Linked DNA regions of Homo sapiens: region 2 is linked to region 1. A link is an interaction called in ENCODE POLR2A ChIA-PET data of the cell type or tissue named here. Cell type or tissue: Panc1. All regions are shown on one strand. Links, peaks and the distances in the headings refer to the core of each region. The heading gives the core; the rest is flanking DNA.

Region 1 (7,045 bases), core at 1-4,000:
TGTGTCTCTCCAAGTTTAGCATGAATCTGTCCTCTCCCTAATCTGCCTATAGTTTCTTTCTTTCTTTTCTTTTTTTTTTTTTGTTTCCCTGACATCATCAAGTGGGCCATTTAAATAGAAGATTGGTCATAATGCAAAGGACTCATTGGCCACCTCCCTTCCCTGTTAAAATACCTCCATGGCTCCCCAGTGCCCAAGAAACAGAGTCTAAGTCCCTCTACCTGATGAGAAAGGATCTTCTAGACATGGTTCCCGTTAGTTTCTCCACCCTCCCCTGGCCAGGCTCTGCCTCATGGTCACCTTCCCAGAAAGAAATAAACTACAGTACCTGCAGTTCCCTTCGTGCCATGCCGTTTTTCTCCTCCATGTCTTTGCTCATGTGGACTCCATGTCTTTGCTCAAAGAGGACTTCCAGACAAAATCCTCTTTGCCTGGAAGAACTCACCGTAACCCCTCTTTGCCTGGCTTAGTGCAGCTCATCCTTTATGACTTCATACAAGGGCCATCTCTTTTTGGTTGCCCTCCCTATTACCCCAGGCTGGGTTAGTCCCTTCCGCATGGCCCACAATGTCTTGTACATTCCATTCTAATGGCCATTGTATCTGCCTCCCAACCTTGAGGGGGTAGCTTCTTGAAGGGACAGTCACTGTGTCATTCTGCATCTCTAGGTGCCGAACAAGGCTTGTAGACATGGTGGGTGTTGCATACATGTTTGTGGGGCACACAGATGCCTCAAGAGAGAGAATGGTTGAGTTTGTTATCTTGTGTTGGGAGTGATGAAGGGAAAGAGATCAGGTACATAAGATGATAGTACTAAGAAGAGAAACCTAAGATCTCCTGAATCAAATTTAGCCCAAAGGCCATCGCACTACCCAGAACTATGTTACCTGTGTTGGACCATATATTCTCAAGCCATCTCCCAGCTCTACAATTTCTCTTAGCTCTGTTATTTCCTCTTTTTCATCTCTTTCATCTGCTCTTTAGGCTGTTGAAAGGGGATTTGTGTCAAGATTGTCATTTGAAATCAGTCCCATCAAGGACTGGCTGGGTCCCGTGGCTTTATCTCCTTGGTTATGTCCCCTTGTTTCCAAAGGACATCAAAACTCTCTGCCCACTCTTGAAACTGGCAGGGAATTTCTGAGAAAAGGGACCAGGGAATTTGCTTTTCGAAGGAACGTTTCCCTTCTCAAGATAACGGTTAAAACTCATTATCTCCTAAGCAGCATTTAACCTCAAAATTCCAATGTCATCTTTTATTGCAGTAGAATTGGGGGAAGCCCAGAGCTTTCACCCATCTTCTCTCGCTTCCCTTTTCTCCGAACAAATTTGAGGGGAAAACTCTCTTTGTTTCTTTTTTTTCTTATTGTAATTTAATGCCTTTTTTTCGTTATAAAAGTACAAAAGACTATTTTAAAAATACAAAAAGTAGAAAGTAAAAAGAAAGTCCCCCTACTGAGACACCATTAAATTTAGAGTTCTTCCAGGCTTTTTTCTATATATTGCATTTTAAAATAATTATGTGCTATCATTCAGATACCAAAAAGTGTATATAACACATATGTGTAAATTAAAGAACAAATGTAGAATGAATACCCATGTATCCATCACCCAGCTTAAGAAATAGATCATCATCAATATCCAAGAAGCCCTCTCATGCCCCACTCTGATCATGTGCCTCTTTCTACCCACCCTGAGTAGCCACCGTCTTGAATTTGTGCAAATCGTTCTTTTTTTTTTTTTTTTTTTTTAGACAAGGTCTTGCTCTGTTGCCTTGGCTGGAGTGCAGTGGCATAATCACGGCTCACTGCAGCCTCGACCTCCTGAGCTCAAGCAATTCTCCTGCCTCAGCCTCCTGAGTAGCTGGGACTACAGGCATGCGCCACCATGCCTGGCTAATTTTTTATTTGTTGTAGAGACAGAGTTTCACCATGTTTCCCAGGCTGGTCTCACACTCCTGAACTCAAGCAATCCTCCCACCTCGGCCTCCCAAAGTGCTGAGATTACAGGTGTGAGTCACCACGCCTGGCCCCTTTGCTTTTCTTTATATAGTTTTACGATAGATAGATAGATAGATAGATAGAGTCCCAAAATGATGTAATGTTTTTTACCTTTATATATAATTGGATTGTATTATTTTGTAATTTGCCCTTTTCATGTATTGTGTTTGTGAGATTCACCCGTGTTGATGGTGCAGGTTTAGATCATTCATTGTCATTGCTGTACAATAATACACCGTATGAATATACTGTATTTATCTATGCTCCTGCTGATATACATGTGGGTGGTTTCCAGGAATTTTTTTTTTATCTTTAAAACATTTTATTAAGCTAAATGATTACTGGTATTTTTCTATTATGATATACACATGTACATACAGCATATACATGTGTATATGTTGTATACATGTGTATATATGTCTATACTCTGTCTATATATATAAACATTTACCTTTTTAGCCATTGCTTTCTTTCTTTCTTTTTTTTTTTTTTTTTGGAGACAGTTTCACTCTTGTCTCCCAGACTGGAATGCAGGGGCAAAACCTCAGCTCACTGCAACCTCTGCCTCCCAGGTTCATGCCATTCTCCTGCCTCAGCCTCCCGAGTAGCTGGGACTACAGGCGCCTGCCACCATGCTCGGCTAATTTTGGTATTTTTAGTAGAGATGGGATTTCTCCATGTTGGCCAGGCTGGTCTTGAACTCCAGACCTCAAGTGATCCACCTGCCTCGGTCTTCCAAATGCCAGGATTACAGGTGTGAGCCACCACCCCCAGCCTCATTTTAGCCATTTTTAAGTGTATAGTTCAGTGGTATTAAGTACATTCACATTGTTGTACAACCATTGCCACCATCCATCTCCAGAATTTTTCATCTTCCCAAACTAAAACTCCGCACCCATTAAGCCATAACTCTCCATTCCTCTCTCCCCTCAGCCTTTGGCAACCAGCATTCTACCTTCTGTCTCTATGAATTTGACAACTTTAGGGACCTCATATAAGTGGAATGATACAGTATTTGTCTTTTTGTGAGTCTAGCTTGTTTCACTTAGCATAACGTCCTCAAGGTTCATCCATGTTGTTGCATATGTCAGAATTTCCTTCCTTTTGAGGCTGAAAGATATTCTATTATATGTATATACCATATTTTGTTTATTTATCCATTGATGGACATTTGGGTTGCTTCCACCTTTTTTAGCTATTGTGAAGAATGCTGCTATGACCATCAGTATAAAATATCTGTTTGAGTTTCTGCTTTCAATTTTTTTTTTTTTTTAACATTCCCGCTCTGTTGCTCAGGCTGGAGTGCAGTGGCACAATCTCAGTTCACTGCAACCTCTGCCTCAAGAGAGTTCAAGCGATTCTCTTGCCTCAGTCTCCCAAGTAGCTGGGATTACAGGTGTGTACGACCACACCCGGCTAATTTTTGCATTTTTAGTAGAGACGGGGTTTCGCCATGTTCAGGCCAGGCTGGTCTCGAACTACTGGCCTCAAGTGATCTACCTGCCTCGGTGTCAGGCCTCTGAGCCCAAGCTAAGCCATCATATCCCCTGTGACCTGCACGTATACATCCAGATGGCCTGAAGTAACTGAAGATCCACAAAAGAAGTGAAAATAGCCTTAACTGATGACATTCCACCATTGTGATTTGTTTCTCCCCCACCCTTAAGAAGGTTCTTTGTAATTCTCCCCACCCTTGAGAATGTACTTTGTGAGATCCACCCACTGCCCGCAAAACATTTCTCCTAACTCCACCTCCTATCCCAAAACCTGTAAGAACGAATGATAATCCCACCACCCCTTGCTGACTCTCTTTTTGGACTCAGCCTGCCTGCACCCAGGTGATTAAAAAGCTTTATTGCTCACACAAAGCCTGTTTGGTGGTCTCGTCACACGGACGCGTGAGACACTTGGCCTCCCAAAGTTCTGGGACTACAGGCTTAAGCCACCGCCCCAGACCCCTGCTTTCAGTTATTTTGGGTGTATTCTCAAAAGTGGAATTTCTGGATCATATGGTAATTCTATGTGTAATTTTTTGAGGATCCACAGTGTGTTTTCCACAGTCTCTGCACCATGCTACATTTCCCACCAGTAGTGCACAAGCATTCTAATTTCCCCACATGCTCACCAACACCTGTTATTTTCTGGCATTTTTATTTAAAATTTTTTTTTTATCATAGCCATCCTAATGTATGTAAAATGGTCCCAGAATTTTATTTATTTTTTTGAGATGAAGTCTCATTCTGTCACCCAGGCTGGAGTGCGATAGCACAATCTCGGCTCACCACAACTTCTGCCTCCCAGGTTCAAGTGATTCTCCTGCCTCAGCCTCCCAAGTAGGTGGAACTACAGACACGCACCACCATGCCAGGCTGATTTTTGTGTTTTTAGTAGAGACAGGGTTTCACCATGTTGGCCAGGCTGGTCTCAAACTCCTGACCTCAAGTGATCTGCCCGCCTCAGCCTCCCAAAGTGCTGGGATTACAGGCTTGAGCCACCACGCCCAGCTGGTTCCAGAATTTTTAATAAACGACAGCTATGACCATTCTTGTACATATACCCTGATGCACATGTACAAGAGGTTTTTCTAGTTATGTAATTAGAGTTGGAATTGCTGGGTCATAAGATGTGAGTGTTCTATTTTCTTTTTCATTTTTTTTTGAGACGGAGTCTCACTCTGTCACCCAGGCTGGAGTGCAGTGGCATGATCTTGCTCACTGCAACCTCCGCCCCCTTGGTTCAAGTGATTCTCCTGTCTCAGCCTCCCAACTAGCTGGTTTAAGAGGCTGCTGCTACCGTGCCCGGCTAATTTTTTTTTTTTTTTTTTTGAGACAGAGTCTTGCTGTTGCCTGGGCTGGAGTGCAGTGGCACAGTCTCAGCTCACTGCAAGCTCCACCTCCCGGGTTCACGCCATTCTCCTGCCTCAGCCTCCCGAGTAGCTGGGACTACAGGCGCCCGCCACCACGCCCGCCAAATTTTTTGTATTTTTAGTAGAGACAGGGTTTCACCATGTTAGCCAGGATGCTCTTGATCTCCTGACCTTGTGATCCACCCGTCTCAGCCTCCCAAAGTGCTGGGATTACAGGCTTGACCCACCGCGCCCAGCCCGAGTGTTCTATTTTCTAAAGTGGCAGCACCAACGTACAGTGTCATCAAGAATATATTGTCATCACAGTTGCTCCACATCCTAACATTTATTATTGTCAGACTTTCGGTTTTTACCAGTTTGGTGGGTACAGAATGATATTTCAGTGTGGTTTGATTTTGCATTTCCATGAATGATAATGAAATTGAGCATCTGGTCATAAGTTCCTTTGTCACATTTGTTTCCTCTTACGTAAAATATCTGTTTAAGTCTTTTGCCCATTTTTCTATGAGATTATCTTAGTTTTATGAATTGGTAGGACTTTATTCTGGATACTAATCATTTATTGATTATACATTAAAATATCTTCTCTAAATTTATGACATCATTTCATGTATTATGATGTATTTTAAATTATTATTTAAAACAATTTTTTTTTTGAGACGGAATTTCTCTCTTGTTGCCCAGGCTGGAGTGCAATGGTGTGATCTCTGTTCACTGCAAACTCTACCTCCCGGGTTCAAGTGATTCTCCTGCCTCAGCCTCCCAAGTAGCTGGGATTACAGGTGAGCGCCACCATGCCCGGCTAATTTTGTGTTTTTAGTAGAGACAGGGTTTCGCCATGTTGGCCAGGCTGGTCTCAAACTCCTGACCTCAGATGATCCACCCGCCTTGGCCTCCCAAAGCCTGGGATTCCAGGCGTGAGCTACTGTGCCCAGACAAAAACAATTTTTTTTTTAAGAGACAGTCTGGTTGTGTCACCCAGGCTGGAGTGCAGTGATGTAATCATGGCTCATTGCAGCCTCAACTTCTCAGGCTCAAGTGATCCTCCCACTTCAGCCTCCTGAGTAGCTAGGACTACAGGTTGCATGCCACCACACACAGCTAATTTGTATTTTTTATAGAGACAGGGTGTTGCTATGTTGCCTAGATTGGTCTTGAACTCTTGGCCACAAGCAATCCTCCCACCTAGGCCTCCCAAAGTGCTGGGATTACAGGTATGAGCCACTGTGCTTGACCTATGATGTCTTTTAATGAACAGAAATTATTTTATCAAATGTGCCAGTTTTGTTTTTTTTAATCACATACTTACTGTTTCAAAAAATGTCAGTCTTTTTCTTTGTGGTTGCATTTTCTGTATTTTGCTTAAGAAATCTGTCTCTACCCTGAGATCATAAAAATATTCTACATTTTCTTCTAAGAGTTTTAAGGGTTTATTTTCACATTTAGGACTTTGATCCACCTAGAATTGAGTTTTTATGTGTTAAGGGGTATTGTCTTTCCAATTTGGATAGCCAATTGTCCCAGCTTTATTTATGAAATAAATTGTTCTTTGCCCACTAGTCTTCAGGGCATCCTCCACCAGAAAGCAGGTATTCTGGATCCCTGTGTGGATCCATTTTGAGGCCCTTCATTCTGTTCCATCATTTGTTTGTCAATCTCTATGTCATTTTCATACTATCTTACTTGTGGTTGTTTATAGTAAATCTCAATATTTGGAGGCCAAGTACCTGCCCAGAATTCTGCTTTGGGCAAGACTTAGCCTTCCTTGGTCCTTTGCTCCTTCATATAAATTGAAGTTTCAGCTTGTCAAATTATACGAAAAACTGCTTGGGGCTTTTGGTTGAAATAGCATTAGGACACTGGGTGCAGTGGCTCACACGTATAATCCCAGCACTTTGGGAAGCTGAGGCAGGCGGATCATGAGGTCAGGAGTTTGAGACCAGCCTAGCCAATATGGTGAAACCCCATCTGTACTAAAAATACAAAAATTAGCCAGGTGTGGTGGCATACAACTGTAGTCCCAGCTACTTGGGAGGCTGAGGCAGAAGAATCTCTTGAACCCGGGAGGTGGAGGTTGCAGTGAGCTGAGATCATACCACTGCGCTCCAGTCTGGGCAACAGAGTGAGACTCTCTCTCAAAAAAAAAAAGAAAAAAAAGAAAGAAGAAGAAAAAAGAAATAGC
Region 2 (17,281 bases), core at 7,594-11,593, 490 kb after region 1:
AGTCTGAGAGATTAATTTACCCATGGCCACAGCTAGTAAGAGGATGAACTTGGGCATCTGAGCCCCTTACCATAAGTTCCCGAATCTATAATCTTCCCACTTAGCATTTCCCAAAATGTTTTTCAGAACAAATGTCGATAGGAATTTGGAAATAAGTGTTCTGAAGGTACATTAGTTTGAGAACTGCTGTTTAAAGTCTATTGCAGGACTTCTTATGTAAGCATAATCAGCCTCTTACATACTAGTGTGCAATGTGAATGTCTGAGAGGGGGTTTACTTACACTGGGTTTCTCAAATGTATTTGACTGTGATACCATTCACAGAGCATCTATCAGGGGCAACGTTTCATGTAATAAACTCTGGAAAATGTCCAATTTTAAATTTCAGCTCTGCCTTGCATTCTACCTGAACCATAATGCCTGTCTAACCTTAGCCACATCCTTCACCCAAATTCTGTTTGTAACTCACTGCAACAGAGAGCTGCTCACTGACTTCAAGCTTTCCTACTTGCTATTGCTCTACCTTGGAGTTGTCTGTAAGGATTTTCCCATACAAATTGAGCATCCCAAAATATAAAGACCCAAAATTGAAATACTCCAAAATCTGAAGCAATGGCATGACATTCAAAGGAAATCCTCAATGAAGCACTCAGATTACAGATTTTTTGATTAGGAGAGCTCAACCGGTGTGTATTCTGCAAGTATTCCAAAATATGAAAAAAAATTGATACCCACAACACTTCTGGTCCTAAGCATTTTGGATAAGGGAAACACAACCCGCAGTGAGATTGCCACATATAGGAAACTTCAGAAAACAGCCACCAGGCAGGGAATTTTTCTATCTCCTAAACACGTTTTCCTTTAGAGACTTGTAAATTAATGGCAGTGTACAGAACATACATATTTTATTAATAAGGCCCAGGTTCATCCCCTCTTAAGATCCAGGAGGCTGGCCGGGCACAGTGGCTTACGCCTGTAATCCCAGCACTTTGGGAGGCCGAGGCGGGCGGATCACGAGGTCAGGAGATCCAGACCATCCTGGCTAACACAGTGAAACCCTGTCTCTACTAAAAATACAAAAAATTAGCCGGGCGTGGTGGCGGGTGCCTGTAGTCCCATCTACTTGAGAGGCTGAGGCAGGAGAATTGCTTGAACCCGGAAGGCGGAGCTTGCAGTGAGCCGAGATCGCGCCACTGCACTCCAGCCTGGGTGACAGAGCAAGACTCCATCTCAAAAAAAAAAAAAAAGAATAACAAAGATCCAGGAGGCCCAGATCCTACAATAAACTATGTCCTCATTCCCTTCCAGCTGCGTGAAACTTGGCCTCCAATACTTCTACAGTATAGTACAGAATAGTGAACTTCAGTTTTCATTGCATACCCCTCAATAAAAATGTTAATATGTGACCAGGTGCAGTGGCTCATGCCTGTAATCCCAGTACTTTGGGAGGCTGAGGTGATCGGATCACTTGAGGTGAGAAGTTCGTGACTAGCCTGACCAACATGGTGAAACCTCATCTCTACTAAAAATACAAAAAAACTTAGCTGGGCATGGTGGCACGTGCCTGTAGTCCCAGCTACTCAGGAGGCTGAGTCAGGAGAATCATTTGAACCGGGAAGGTGGAGGTTGCAGTGAGCTGAGATAGCACCACTGCACTCCAGCCTGGACAACAGAGCAAGACTCCATCTCAAAAAAAAAAAAAAATATATATATATATATATATATATACACACACACACACATACATATATATACGTATATGTATATATGTATATATATGTGTGTATCTATACATGTTAACATGTACAAAATACATGGATTAATAAATAAATGTCATGTACAATATTGTTACGTGGGAAACTCTTACATACACCCATGCTTGGTTTGTTCCCTTCCATGTGAATGGAGCTGCAATCACAGTAAGGCTCCAGCTCTCTCTCTCCCTGGGAAAGAGTGACTGATATTTAGGGGAGCAGGAAGCAGGTATGCACAGCTCAGCCTCTCTCCTACTAGGGATCAGATGGCCCAGGGACGCATATTCCACTGGGCCCCTAGCTGTGGGAGGAGGCCTGTGCCTGGGTCAGTGAGCGTGTCTTAATTCTTGGATTCAAGCTTGAGACACCATGACTGCCAGGCACCACACCTAAGCCAGATTCTCCCACGGCCCTCTCAAGAATAAAGCTAACATTTTGTTCTCTATCTCTCAGATCCCACTCTCTCAGTTAATTCTGAACTCAGGGGAGGAGAACAGGGAGCTATTTATTAGGATTCTTAAAAACTGTCTACTGAGGATGGAAGTGGTGGCTAACACCTGTAATCCCAACACTTCGGGAGGCCAAGGCAGGAGGATCATTTGAGGCCAGTAGTTTAAAATCAGCCTAGGCGGCTGGGTGCGGTGGCTCACACCTGTAATCCCAGCACTTTGGGAGGCCGAGGCAGACGGATCATGAGGTCAGGAGTTCGAGACCAGCCTGGCCAATATAGTGAAACCCCGTCTCTACTAAAAATGCAAAAATTAGCCAGGCATGGTGGCACACGCCTGTAGTCCCAGCTACTCGGGAGGCTGAGGTGAGGCAGAGGTTGCAGTGAGCTGAGACCACGCCATTGTACTCCAGCCTGAGTGACAGAGTGAGAGAGTGAGACTCCATCTCAAAAAAAAAAAAAAAAAATCAGCCTACTAGGCAACGTAGCGAGATCCCATGTCTATAAAAATTACAAAAATTAGCCAGTTACAGCTGGGCGTGGTGGCTCACGCCTATAATCCCAGCACTTTGGGAAACCGAAGTGGGTGGATCACTTGAAGTCAGGAGTTCGAGACCAGCCTGGCCAACATGGTGAAACCCCATCTTTACTAAAAGTACAAAAAGTAGCTGGGCATGGTGCCACATGCTTGTAATCCCAGCTACTCGGGCGGCTGAGGCAGCAGAATTGCTTGAACCTGGGAGGCAGAGGTTGCACTGAGCCAAGATTATGCCACTGCACTCCAGCCTGGGTGACAGAGTAAGACTCCATCTCAAAAAAAAAAAAAAAAAAAACCCAGTTGCAGTGGTATGCACCCGTAGTTCCAGATACTCAGGAAGCTGAGACAGGAGGGTCCCTTGAGCCCAGGAGATTGACACTACAGTGAGTTATAATCATACCACTGTACTCCAGTCTGGTTGACAGTGAGACCCTGCCTCTAAAATAAATAAACTGTCTATTGGCTACTGGTTAGGCCAATTTTAGTTGATTTGTTATGTATTGTAATAAAATACATATGCAAAATTGAGCGTGCCTGAAGGATATGCTAAAAAATACACAATGAAAAGAGCAATGGTTCAGTGTGCCCCAGTGGCTTGTCTTATATACCCGCTGGGATTCATGGAATCCACTTTGTAGACCACTGACAAAGGAACAATTCTGGGCTTTAGGGTTAGACCTGGGTTTGAGTTCTGGCTCTGACATGCATTTTACCTTTCGAAAACGATGTCCTCATTTATAAAATAGGGACAATAGTGCCTTTCTCACAGAATCGTTGTGAAGATTAATGGAAATAATGTATACCTAGCACATAGTAGGCCCTTCTAATAGCGCATAATAATTTTTATTGTTTCTATGAAGAGTAGAATCTTCAGATTAACAATCTTCAGGCCAGGCGCGGTGGTTCATGCCTGTAATCCCAACACTTTGGGAGGCCGTGGCGGGCGGATCACCTGAGGTCAGGAGTTCGAGACCAGCGTGGCCAACATGGTGAAACCTTGTCTCTACTAAAAATACAAAAATCAGCCAGGCTTGGTGGTGGCGCATGCCTGTAATCCCAGCTACTCAGGAGGCTGAGGCAGGAGAATCGCTTGAACCCAGGACGCAGAGGTTGCAGTGAGCCAAGATCGTGCCACTTCACACCAGCTTGGGCGACAGAGTGAGACTCTGTCGCAAAAAAAAAAAAAAAAATCTTGAGACATTTTCATTGCCTAGTACAGGAGTTGGCAAACTTTTTCTTAAAGGGTCAGATAGTAAATATTTGGGGCTTTGCAAACCAAGGGGCAAAACCAGAATGTTACACAAGTATTTACGTAACTATTCAAAATACAACTGTCTGAAAATGTACAAACCATGTGAAAAGAAACATGCGGCTGGATGGGTTAAGCCCAAGGACTACAGAGCTTGACAACCCCTGCCTAGTATATATTTATCTTCTATTTTATTATTTTTCTCAAAATGGACATCTTTCCAAAGTATGTTTATGGAACACCCTCCCTCAACATGATCATGAAAAGCTGTTCTGTGGCTGAATCCACTTGACAAACACTTGTCTGAATATCCTCCAAATCTCCCTCCTTGGAGGGCCACACACCAGCACATTAAAGACTCCGAAGCCTTCAATTAACAAGCTGTTTAACCTAGTTCAATCCAGTTATTTCCAAAATATCTTTGACAACAGAATCCTCTTTTACATGTAACGTTTATGAACATCCCACAGAACACACTTTGGCATGTATGCTGCTGTAGATCCTACATTTTAAGCATTATTCAGAACTTCACTATATTAAATTTAGTTTATTCCTTACAGTGAATAAATATGAGGAATCTGGGTTGGGTGGTGCATGTTAGTTACTATCCTCAGCGGAGTAACCAGGCCGCTATGGTTCAAATGTGTCCCCTCCTAAATTCAGATGTTGCCAATGTGACATTGGCCTTTAAGTATTAAGAGGCAGGGCCGCCAGCCAGGCGCGGTGGCTCACGCCTGTAATCCCAACACTTCGGGAGGCTGAGGCAGGCGGATCACCTGAGGTCGGGAGCTCGAGACCAGCCTGACCAACATGGAGAAACCCTGTCTCTACTAAAAATACAAAATTAGCCAGGTCTGGCGGCATATGCCTGTAATCCCAGCTACTAGGGAGGCTGAGGCAGGAGAATCGCTTGAAACCGGGAGGCGGAGGTTGCGGTGAGCGGAGATCGTGTCATTGCACTTGCACTCCAGCCTGGGCAACAACAGCGAAACGCTGTCTCAAAAAACAAAACAAAACAAAACAAAACAAAACAAAAAACCAGGCAGGGCCTTTAAGCAGTGACTAGGCCAGGAGGGCCCCTCCCTCATGAATGGAATTAGTTGCCCTCGTAAAGGGGCTTGACAGAGGAAGTGTGTTTCAGCTGCTCTTCTGCCCTGCCAGGACACAGCGATCATCCCCCATTTGCCCTTCCGCCTTTCACCACGTGAGGACCCAGCGAGAAGGCCATCACCACATGCCAAGGCCTTGATCATGGTCTTCCTAGACCCTAGAACTGTGAGAAATAAATCCCTGTTCTTTATAAATTACTCAGTCTGCGGTATGCTGTTATAGACAAACAGACAAAGTCCCAGGCCACGTTAGTCTTTCGTTTGGAAAGGACTGAAGATTTGCTGATTTTTCTCCCTGCATTCATCTAGGATCATAAGAATGTTCACTTGGAGAGCCCTGTGGAAGTCCCTCTTAGAAGAATCAAGATGCGGACAGCACTTGGGAAGCACGTGGCAGCTTCCATGGAGATGTGAGAACCACGTCATGTCCTTGCTGCTGTGAACATGAATTTGCTAAACTGCTTTTACTGTATTTTTTTTTGTCGTGGTAAAATATGCGTAATACAAAACTTACCATTTCAGTCATTTTTAGTATATACTTCAGTAGTGTTACGCACACATTGTTGGACAACCACCACCACCATCCATCTTCAGACTTTTTTCATCTTCCCAAAATGAAACTGTGTGCCCATTAAACACTAACCCCACAATTCTCCTCTCCTCTCCCCCCAGCTCCCTGGCAATCGTCATTTTACTTTTTTTTTTTTTTTTGAGATGGAGTTTCGCTCTTGTTGCTCAGGCTGGAGTGCAGTGGTACGATCTCGGCTCACTGCAACCTCCACCTCCCAGGTTCAAGCGATTCTCCTGTCTCAGCCTCCCAAGTTGCTGGGATTACAGGCATGAGCCCCCACACCCGAGTAATTTTGTATTTTTAGTAGAGATGAGGTTTCACCATGTTGACCAGGGTGGTCTCGAACTCCTGACTTCAGATGATTCACCCGCCTCGGCTTCCCAAAATGCTGGGATTACAGGCGTGATCCACCGCGCCCAGCCCATTTTACTTTCTGGCTCTATAAGTTTGACTACTCTAGGTACCTCATATAAGTGTATGTCCTTTTGTGCCTGGCTTATTTCCCTTAGCATAATGTCCTCAAGGTCCATCCATTTTGTAGCATGAGTCAGAATTTCCTTCCTTTTTAAGGCTCAGTAATATTCCATTGTCTCTTTAGACCACTGTGTTAAGCCATTCTTGCCTTGCTATAAAGGAATATGTGAAACTAGGTAATTTATAAAGAAAAGAGGTTTAATTGGCTCACAGTTCTGCAGGCTGTACAGGAAACATGGTGCCAGGCATCTGCTCAGCTTCTGGGGAGGCCTCAGGAAGCTTGCAATCATGGCAGAAGGCAAAGGGGGAGGCGGTGTCTCACATAGCAAAAGCAGGAGCAAGAGAGAGAGTGGGTGGGAGGTGCCACACAGTTTTAAGCAACTAGATCTCATGAGAACTCATTCACTCAACGACAGCACCAAGACATGAGGGATCCTTCCCTTTCTTGCACGTGTCTCTCTTGTCGTTCTGCTTCTGCCACAGGATGATACAGCAAGAAGGCCCTCGCCAGATTCAAGCCCCTTGACCTTGGACTTCCGACCCTCCACGACTGTGAGAAATAAATCCCTATTCTTTATCAATTACCCAGCCTGTGGTATTCTGTTATAGCAACACAAAATGGACTAAGACAACAGTTTTTCAAATTTGAGTTTGTACCCACCCATCTTAAAGATAACAAAATTCTTATAGATTCCCAGTGTTTAGACTTAAATGATTTTAAATTAATGTATATTATATACATAAGCCAGACAGACATAAACATGTTGCCTTGTAGCTACTATGCAAGTAAAAAATGAATACTGGGCCAGGCGCAGTGGCTCACACCTGTAGTCCCAGCACTTTGGGAGGCCGAGGTGGGCAGATCGCCTGAGGTCAGGAGTTCGAAACCAGCCTGGCCAAAATGGTGAAACCCCTTCTCTACTAAAACTACAAAAATTAGCCAGGTGTGGTGGCGCATGCCTGTATCCCCAGCTACTTTGGAAGCTGAGGCAGGAGAATCCCTTAAACCTGGAAGGCGGAGGTTGCAGTGAGCCGAGATGATGCCACTGCACGCCAGCCTGAGAGACAGAGCAAGACTCTGTCTCAAAAAAAAAAAAAAAAAAAAAAAAAAAGAATACTTTCACAGGTTAAACACAAAGCTGACAGAGTTTACCTTAACATTAACAGGAGACCTGATGGCGCTTTTTATTTTTAATTCATACACACACACACACACACACACACACACACACACATATACACACACATACATATACTGATTTTTTTCAGCTTTGCTGAAATTATATCTCCACTCACACGGACAGGATGGAGGCAACCGCATTGGAGTAGATTTTTTGGAATCAATCTGCCTATATATTCTGAGTATTGTGATGACTCATTTTTCTCTAATGGAAATACTGGGAAAACCTTTGTTAAAGCAGCATATCGTGGTGCATTCAACACTCATTTGGCACAAATATATCACTAACATATGACGTCGGACCTGATTCTTTTCTCCTTAGCTAATGAAATTTGAAGTCATAGCCTGAGACCCTAATTCACTTGCCAGCAGAAATCAGTTGTTGGGGCCAACGTTCAGATTCTCCAGAATATACCTATCCATCTTTTACTTATTTTGTTTTTATAAATGTATGAGGTACAAGTGTAATTTTATTACATGGATAAGTTGCATAGTGTTGAATTCAGGGCTTTTACCAATCTGTCTTTTTTAAAATGTCATTGAAATGGAAACTCAGAATTTAAACATTCTCATAGAGAAGGGTTTTTTCCATTTTTTTAAAAATTTATTCTCATAGGGAGGTTTTATATCCAACTTAAGAAACACTATGGGGCAGGCGTGGTGGTGCATGCCTGTAATCAATGGGCACTGAGGCGGGAGGATCGCTTGGGCCCGGGAGTGCCAGGCTGCAGTGAGCTATGATCATGTCACTGCACTTCAGCCTGGGTGACAGAGCGAAGTTCCTTCTCTAAAAAACAGAGAAGGAGAGGGAGAGAGGAAGAAAGGAAGGGTGGGAGGGAGGGAAAGAAGAGAGAAGAAAGAAGAGAGAAAGGAAGGAAGGAAGGAAGAGAGAGAGAGAGAAAGAAAGAAAGAAAAAGAAAGAAAGAGAAAGAAAAAGAAAGAAAGAAAGAAAAAGAAGAAGGAAGGAAGAGAAAGAGAGAAAGAGAAAGAAAGAAGAAGGAAGAGGAGGGGAAGGAAGGAAGGAAGGAAGGAAAGGAAGGAGGAAAAGGAGGGAGGGAGGAAGGAAGGAAGGAGAGAGATAGGGAGGAAGGCAGGGAAATAAAAGAGAGAGAAACTCTGTCATCCTGTTTAATCCTAAACTTTCCTTTAACTCTGCCAGACTCTGGGATGAATAGGCAGGTGCTCTCTGGTTGAAAAATCTCTTTGCCACCAGCCTCCCCACTTCCTGTAGGAGCCTGTCCATGCATGGAGTGTGTCCAGAGCTTTGTGTGTATTCCGGAAGTCATTCAGAAACTGCTGCGATCACCCAGGGACTCACTTTCACACCGGGCTGGCCCCAGGAGCACACAGCAGCAGTGTGTTAAGAGATACCTAAAGCTGCTCGTGGAAAACTTCATTTTTACCCAAAAATTGGCAATAGGAAAAAAAAATGGGGAATAGAGATTTAAGCAATTTAGCCAGTAAGTTATTTTCAATATTTTCATATTAAAACAAACAAGAGTATATTATGCAGTAGAATTCAAACCTCACCTGAAGTTTTAAGATAAAACTTCAGACTTGAAAGAAATGTTGACTGCAGCCAGCTGCATCAGGCCAGGCCCCAGGGCCCAGGCCCCTGAGGGAACCTGAGTAAGTCAAGTTTGAGAAATCAAGTGATTAAGTCCTGCCACTGGCAAATAGGGTAAACACAATTAGGAGACTTTCTCTTTCCAGGTGTACTCTACTCTGTAAGCTTATTATCAGTCTAAACCAGATGCCCTGTGGGGAATCAGCTGTAGAGATTCTCAGGAAGAGAGAAACTCTCAAATCCACTCTTTGCTAGTGCTGTAAGTAAAGGAAGAAAGGGTTTATTTGTCACTACATATTACTTATGAGTAGGAACTGAACAATGAGAACACCTGGATGGACACAGGGAAGGGAACAACACACCCTGGGGCCTGTAGTGGGGTGAGGGGAGAGAGAGCATCAGGATAAATAGCTAATGCATGTGGGGCTTAATACCTAAGTGATGGGTTGACAGGTGCAGCAAACCACCATGACACATGTTAACCTATGTAACAAACCTGCACGTCCTGCACGGGTATTCCGGAACTTAAAATAAAAGGGTTTGGGCCGGGCGCAGTGGCTCACGCCTGTAATCCCAGCACTTTAGGAGGCCGAGGCGGGCGGATCACGAGGTCAGGAGATCGAGACCACCCTGGCTAACACGGTGAAACCCCGTCTCTACTAAAAATACAGAAACAAAATTAGTCAGGCGTGGTGGCGGGCACCTGTCGTCCCAGCTACTCGGGAAGCTGAGGCAGGAGAATGACGTGAACCCAAGGCGGAGCTTGCAGTGAGCTGAGATCACGCCACTGCACTCCAGCCTGGGTGACAGAGCAAGACTCCGTCTCAAAAAATAAATAAATAAAATAAAAACATTTGTTTGTAAAAGCAAATACTGGCTTGAGCCTAAGAGTTTGACACTGTGCAACATGGTGAAACCCCATCTCTACAAAAGATACAAAAATTAGCTGGGCCTGGTGGTGCATACTTGTAGTCCCAGCTACTTGGGAAGCTGGGGAGGATCATTTGAGCCCAGGAGGCAGAAGTTGGAGTGAGCTGAGATCGTGCCACTGCACTCCAGCGTGGGCAACAGAGGGACATTCTGTCTCAAAATAAATAGGCCAGGCACAGTGGCTCACACCTGTAATCCCAGCACTTAGGGAGGGTGAGGCGGGTGGATCACTTGAGGCCAGGAGTTCCAGGCTGCAGTGAGCTATGGAGTTTGAGACCAGCCTGGCCAACATGGTGAAATCCCATCTCTACTAAAAATACAAAATTAGCCAGGTATGGTGGCACGCACCTGTAATCCCAGCTACTCGGGAGGCTGAGGCAGGAGAATCACTTGAACCTGGGAGGCGGAGGTTGCAGTGATCCGAGATCACACCATTGCACTCCAGCCTGGGCAAAAACAGTGAAATTCCATCTCAAACAAACAAACAAACAGAATGAGGAAACTGAGTCTAGAGCCTGTCTGGACAACCCTGAAACCTCCATCTTCATGAAGAAGAACACAAGAACAACTAACCTATTTCTGGAACCCACTCTGGGCCAGGCTTGTTTCTGGCAAGTTGAAGAAATGAATAAGAGAAGTCCACAGTCTAGCCAGGAAGACGCCTACTAATAGCCACAGGGGACTCTGGGGAGAGTTATGAGAACATTGGCACGAAATGTCCAAGGGGTACAGAGCAAAAAGGAAAATCTGGCTGGGTGTGAAGGTTGTGAAAAGCTGCCTGAAAGGCCAAAACTATGGGACCCAGCAGATGAGGACACTGTTTCCCAAACGGAAGCTGGTTGAGCAGCACCATCGCAAATATTGCTGTATCCACAGCCCAACTTTACCAGCATTTACTTAATATTTCCTGCTAAATAGATTAACTCAAAAGGTAAATATGTTTCTTTAAAAGCAAGCTTTATATCTGTGAAAATAATTGGAAAACTTTTATAGGGTTCCATAATTAGAAGGTAACTGTAAAAGTAAGTAAAATGAAAGTGAAATGGTATCATTGAGTTCCAGCTAAGTATAGCTGCCTATTTAAAAAGTTCTGACTCTGAGGCCTGTTCTCTCTAGAGAGATGAGCATGTTTTAAGGAGATGTTAAAGACAAGCTAACACTAGACTCAGACTTTATACTTTTTTGTTTTAATAAAACAAAATAATGGCAAGACTACTGTAAATGGTAATAACTTGCACATTGTAACCCAGTGTCATTTCACCTTTCCCACACTTTAAAATCACCCAAATCACCTTTCCCACACTTTAAAATCACCCAAATCACCTTTCCCACACTTTAAAATCACTGGATTAATTTTAATACTTTTGTTAGGTCTAGAGGACACAGGACTATTTAACCAGAACACAGACATGATGGGAAATGTGAATAAGTGGACATGGTACTTAGAAGCTGGCAGCCAGGGAGAATTAAGTACATTTTCATAATTGTGAAGTGAAATCTAAACAGAACCACCCCATTTGATCACCCTTTTCTGGATTTAATAATGCTCAATGAAGTCTATGGCAGAAATAATTTTTTATTTCAACTGAAATTCTTTTATCTTCTTTTCATAACACTACTGAATTACAGTAAGATGTTTTTGAACATTTTGTGTGGAAGGGAAACAAAAGGGAGAATTCCACATAGAGACTGTTGCTATAGGCCGGGCACGGTGGCTCATGCCTGTAATCCCAGCACTTTGGGAGACCAGGGTGGGCGGATCACGAGCTCAGGAGTTCAAGACCAGCCTGGCCAACATGGCGAAACCCCGTCTCTACTAAAAAAAATACAAAACTTAGCCAGGCGTGGTGGTGGACGCCTGTAATCCCAGCTACTTGAGAGGCTGAGGTAGGAGAATCGCTTGAACCCAGGAGGCTGAGGCTGCAGTGAGCCGAGATCGTGCCACTGCACTCTAGCCTGGGCAACAGAGCTAGACTCTGTCTCAAAAAAAAAAATTTGTTTTAATTTAAAAATTTTTTAAAAAGAGACTGTTGCTGTAAAACTTACCACACTGCCCTGTAATCCTGTGTTTATGTGTCTGTCTACCCCACCAGACTGGAACCCTCCAGGCAGGTATCTCATGTTACTTTTCTGTCTCCGGAGTACCTGATAGAAGACTTAACACATTATAATACTTGGTGTTTGCTGCATGAATGAGTCCACCCAGTAGGGTAGTAGGAGGGGAAGAAAATTATCAAATACCCTAGTACATTTCTTTTTTTTTTTTTATAGCTGGAATTTTGCTCTTATCTCCTAGGCTGGAGTGCAGTGGCAAGATCTCGACTCACTGCAACCTCCGCCTCCTGGGTTCAAGCAATTCTCCTGCCTCAGCCTCTCTAACAGCTGGGAATACAGGCACCCGCCACCATGCCCAGCTAATTTTTGTATTTTTAGTAGAGACAGGGTTTCACCACGTTGGCCAAGCTGGTCTCGAACTCCTGACCTTAGGTGATCTGCCCGCCTCGGCCTCACAAAGTGCTGGGATTACAGTTGTGAGCCACCACGCCCAGTCCCTAGTACACTTCTGATTTATGTTTTCTAAATGTGAGACAATGTAATATGGTAACCAATTTGAGTTTCGGCAGATCTAAATTTTTGCCCTTAACGTGAAGACATAGTAGCACCTGCCTCATGGGGTAGTATAAGGATTACATGAGTTAATAGATGTAAAGTAGCTAGAAAGTGCTAGCACTGAAGTAAACTTCAGTTGATAGTAGCCTATCATTATCACTGTTATTGACATAATTTTAATAAAATTCGTTTGTATATAATTAGCTTTTGCTTACATATATTAATTACATGTCTGCATACATATACACAGACACACACATGAATTATCAAATACTTATATATGGTGGACATTTGTGATTTTAGCCACCCGTAATCTATTTTCCTTTCTTCAGGTAGTATTGCCCTCATTTTCCTTTGAGGAACCTCTTTTCCCTCTACTCTCAATCCATGTGATTTAGATGGGGCTAGCCTCACTCCTTGGTCCAAGAATGGGCATGTGAACCAGACCTCGCCAACCAGTACAGCCCAGTCTCCTGGCTACAACACGTGGCTCAGTCATGGACAGATGACCCAAGCCAAACCAATGAGACTTGATCCTTAGACCTTTGCTGGAGATTCTGAGGAAGAGGAGCTCTTTTTTTTTTTTGAGACGGAGTTTCACTCTTATTGCCCAGGCTGGAGTGCAATGCACGATCTCTGCTCACTGCAACCTCTGCCTCCTGGGTTCACCCGATTCTTCTGCCTCAGCCTCCCAAGTAGCTGGGATTACAGGCGCGAGACATCACGACCGGTTAATTTTTTGTATTTTTAGTAGAGACGGGGTTTCACCATGTTGGCCAGACTGGTCTCGAACTCCTGACCTCAGGTGATCCACCACCTCTCTCCCACTCCGCCTCCCAAAGTGCTGGGATTACAGCTGTGAGCCACCGCGCCCAACCTTGGGGAGCTCTTTTCTACTGTACTTGCCAAGCTGGCTGAATTTAGCCTACAGATGCTAGTAACCATATTGGTCATCTCAAGCGCAGAGCTTGCAGGAGAACAAAGCCTAATACAAAGGAAAGCAGAACAAAAATAGAGTGTAGGTGACACTGTTTGAAACTCTGCATCCAGCTGTGCCTGAAGGTGAATCAATGAACCAGCGATTTTCTTAAGTGACTGGGTTAAGTTTCTGTCACTGGCCACAAAAGAGTCTTAATAAACATATGGATTCAGGGAGCATGTTTATTTTCAATTTTTTTTTTTTTTTTTTTTTTTTTTGAGACGGAGTCTCACTCTGTCACCCAGGCTAGAGTGCAGTGGCGCGATCTCGGCTTACTGCAAACTCCGCCTCCCGGGTTCACGCCATTCTCCTCCCTCAGCCTCCCTAGTAGCTGGGACTACAGGCGCCTGCCACCACGCCCGGCTATTTTTTTTGTATTTTTAGTAGAGACGGGGTTTCACCGTGTTATCCAGGATGGTCTCCATCTCCTGACCTCGTGGTCCTCCCGCCTCAGCCTCCCAAAGTGCTGGGATTACAGGCGTGAGCCACCATGCCCGGCCCAATTTTTTTTTTTTTTAACCAGGCTGTTGCCGGGCACCGTGGCTTGTGCCTATAATCCCAACTCTTTGGGAGGCCGAGGTGGGCAGATCACCTGAGGTTGGGAGTTTGAGACCAGCCTGACCAACATGGAGAAACCCCATCTCTACTAAAAATACTAAATCAGCCAGGCATGGTGGCGTATGCCTGTAATCCCAGCTGCTCAGGAGGCTGAGGCTGGAGAATCGCGTGAACTCGGGAGGCGGAGGTTGCGGTGAGCCGAGATGGCGCCATTGCACTCCAGCCTGGGCAACTAAAGCAAAACTCCACCTCAAAATATATATATATAACAAAATAAAGTCAGGCTGTTAAAGGAAAAACTTGAGCTGAATTAAATTTAAGAGAGTTTAATTGAGCAAAAAACAATTCACCAATCAGGCAGCCCCAGAATCACAGTAGATTCAGAGAGACTCCAGGGATGCCTCATGGTCAGAACAAATTTATAGACAAAAAAAGGGAAGCGACATACAGAAATCAGAAGTGAGGTACAGAAACAGCCGGATTGGTTACAGGTTGGCGTTTGCCTTATTTGAACACAGTTTGAACACTCAGCAGTGTATGAGTGGTTGAAGGATGGCCACTGGGATTGGCCAGGACTCAGCTATTGTTACAGGCGCATACTCCTAAGTTAGGTTTTCAATCTTGTCTACTTACTAAGTTAGGTTGCAGTTTGTCCACAAAGACTCAAATAAAGACGTACAGAATCCTTCTCAGGCCATATGTAGTTTGGTTTCACAAGGCCTATTTAGAGATTACAAATTTCACCAAGTCCATTGAACAACTGGGTATTAAGGGCATTGTGGGGGTGTGCAGGGGACCATAAAGATGAGTAAGACTGTCCCTGACCTCAAGGTTCACCTCTAGAAGGGAATATAGACAAAGCAACTCCACTTTACAGTCATGCTGTTACCGGAAAGGGGTCTCGGTCCCCAAGAGAGGGGTCTCGGTCCCCAAGAGAGGGTTCTCGGATCTCACGCAAGAAAGAATTCAGGGAAAGTCCACAGAGTAGAGTGAAAGCAAGTTTATTAGGAAAGTAAAGGAATGAACGAATGGCTACTCTATAGACAGAGCAGCCCTGAGGGCTGCTGTTTGCCCATTTTTATGGCTATTCCCTGATGATATGCTAAACAAGGAGTGGATTATTCATGCCTCCCATTTTTAGACCATATAGGGTAACTCCCTGACATTGCCATGGCATTTGTATACTGTCATGATGCTGATGGGAGTGTAGTAGTGAGGATGACCAGAGATCACTCTCGTGGCCTTCTTGGTTTTGGTGGGTTTTTGCCGGCTTCTTCACTGCAACCTGTTTTATCAGCAAGGTCTTTATGATCTGTGTTTGTGCTGACCTCCTATCTCATCCTGTGACTCAGGATGCCTTAACAGTCTGGGAATGAAGCCCAGCAGGTCTTAGCCTCACTTTACTCAGCTCCTATTCAAGACAGAGTTGTTCTGGTTCACACACCTCTGACAATATCACGATCCGTGTTGCACTTGAGAGATTATGAGCACAGTAGAAGAACAAAGACAGGGAAGATCAATTCTGACCCAGGGTTGTCTGGGAGAGAAGGGAGTGTGGGTGCTTTAACTGTACAATAATTTCCAGACATTTAACAGTGCTCTCTTGCCTGGATTCTGGAAGTCATTCTGAGAATGCCTGTTTTCATTAGATTTTAATCACCCACAGGTCATATATTCCTTTAACGAATGCCTGATGACACCATGCAGAATGAAATGCGCTTTACTGCCTGCTTGGAATGTGTGCAGGCCTGCCTCATGGACCCCTAGAAGTTTCCTTCCAAAAGCAGTCCAGGTATGGTGAGAGGGAGGAATGGGGAGAACAGAAGCCCTATCTCTTACATACCTATACAGGGAGTGTACAACTCAGTTTGGTCCCTGGCCTCCTGTTGTCAGAGGGTGTGTAATTTCAGCTGGGTGGGGCTATGAGGTAAAGATTTCATGTCTGCCACTGCTTGGCTTTTTTTTTTTTTTTTTCTGAGACGGAGTCTCGCTCTGTCGCCCAGGCTGGAGTGCAGTGACGCGATCTCAGCTCACTGCAAGCTCCGCTTCCCAGGTTCACGCCACTGCTTGCTTTTGAAAGGTCTACCCACCCATAGCTCCAATGCATGAAACGCTTCATATAGCTTTGCTGCTTACAGCTCCTCAGTTACTCCTCACTTGCCGGGGATCAAGCCTAAGCCTTTTTTTTTTTTTTTTTTTTTTGAGATGGCATCTCACTCTGTCCCCCAGGCTGGAGTGCAGTAGCGCGATCTTGGTTCACCGCAACCTCTGCCTCCCGGGGTTCAAGCGATTCTCTCGTCTAAGCCTTCCGAGTAAAAGGGATTACAGGCACCTGACACCACACCCAGCTAATTTTTGTATGTTTAATAGAGACAAGGTTTCACCATGTTGGACAGCCTGGTCTCAAACTCCTGACCTCAAGTGATTCGCCTGCCTCAGCCTCCAGTGCTGGGATTACAGGAGTGAGCCACCTCGCCCAGCCCTAAGTCTTTTAATATGGCACACAAGGATGCTTCTTTATGAGTTAACACTGAGTACTTGGGAGACAAAGACAAATAAAACCTTTCCTACCCTCAAGTGAGAGAAACTCAACTGAGACTTACAGGAAATAAAATTTAAAACTACTGACTTACGAAACTGAAAATTCCACGGGGTAGATTCAAGCATTGCTGAATTTGGCTCAGATTATTTCTCAGGGGTTGGATTCTTCCTCTTTCTCAGCTGTATTTTCCTCTATGTTAGTGTCCCGCTTGGGTAGGCTCTCGCCAACTGGAGAGCAGCCCCAATTTTTTCCCTTTTAGGGACTCCAAGCAGCTGCAAGTTTACTTCCTCCAAAATTCATGGGCAGAAGAAAAGGCTCTTCTAAACAATTGGTTGGCAGGGCATGGTGGCTCATACCTGTAATCCCAGCACTTTGGAGGCCAAGGCAGGTGGATCACTTAAGGTCAGGAGTTTAAGGCCAGCCTGGCCAACATGGTGAAACCCTGTCTCTACTAAAAATACAAAAATTAGCTGGGTGTGGTGGCAGGTGCCTGTAATCCCAGCTACTCGGGAGGCTGAGGCAGGAGAATTGCTTGGACCCGAGAAACAGAGGTTGGAGTGAGCCAAGATCGTGCCACTGCACTCCAGTCTAGGCAACAGAGTGAGACTCCGTCTCAAAAAAAAAAAAAAAAAAACAAATTAACAATTTATTGGTTATTTGGGGAGTTGTTTCAGGAGTTTATTGTTTGTTTTTTAAAGTCCTGGATCTGCCTCTTCTTAGCTTAGTTGAATCACATGACCATCCTAGAGCAATCCTGGGTTTGGGATGCACTG

What was found. Peaks named below come from ENCODE experiments on the same cell type or tissue, not always from the same donor. Only the 100,000 strongest peaks of a DNase experiment are listed, where the experiment ranks them.
Region 2: POLR2A ChIA-PET joins it to region 1 with 8 read pairs; 1 of 35 experiments calls an interaction of 5 or more read pairs at or near these places.

What each region holds. Positions count from the first base shown.
Region 1 is chr5:172,810,009-172,817,053 of GRCh38, reverse strand. No RefSeq gene overlaps it. Among named protein-coding and RNA genes, the nearest start is that of ERGIC1, 21 kb to the left of the region's middle. In Panc1, for the core only: no CTCF peak of the experiment used is centred there; no DNase peak of the experiment used is centred there; H3K27ac peaks cover 302 bases.
Region 2 is chr5:172,313,506-172,330,786 of GRCh38, reverse strand. It overlaps a transcript of SH3PXD2B not described here. Among named protein-coding and RNA genes, the nearest start is that of UBTD2, 38 kb to the right of the region's middle. RefSeq lists enhancers at 14,858-14,947, 14,978-15,067. In Panc1, for the core only: no CTCF peak of the experiment used is centred there; no DNase peak of the experiment used is centred there; H3K27ac peaks cover 2,189 bases.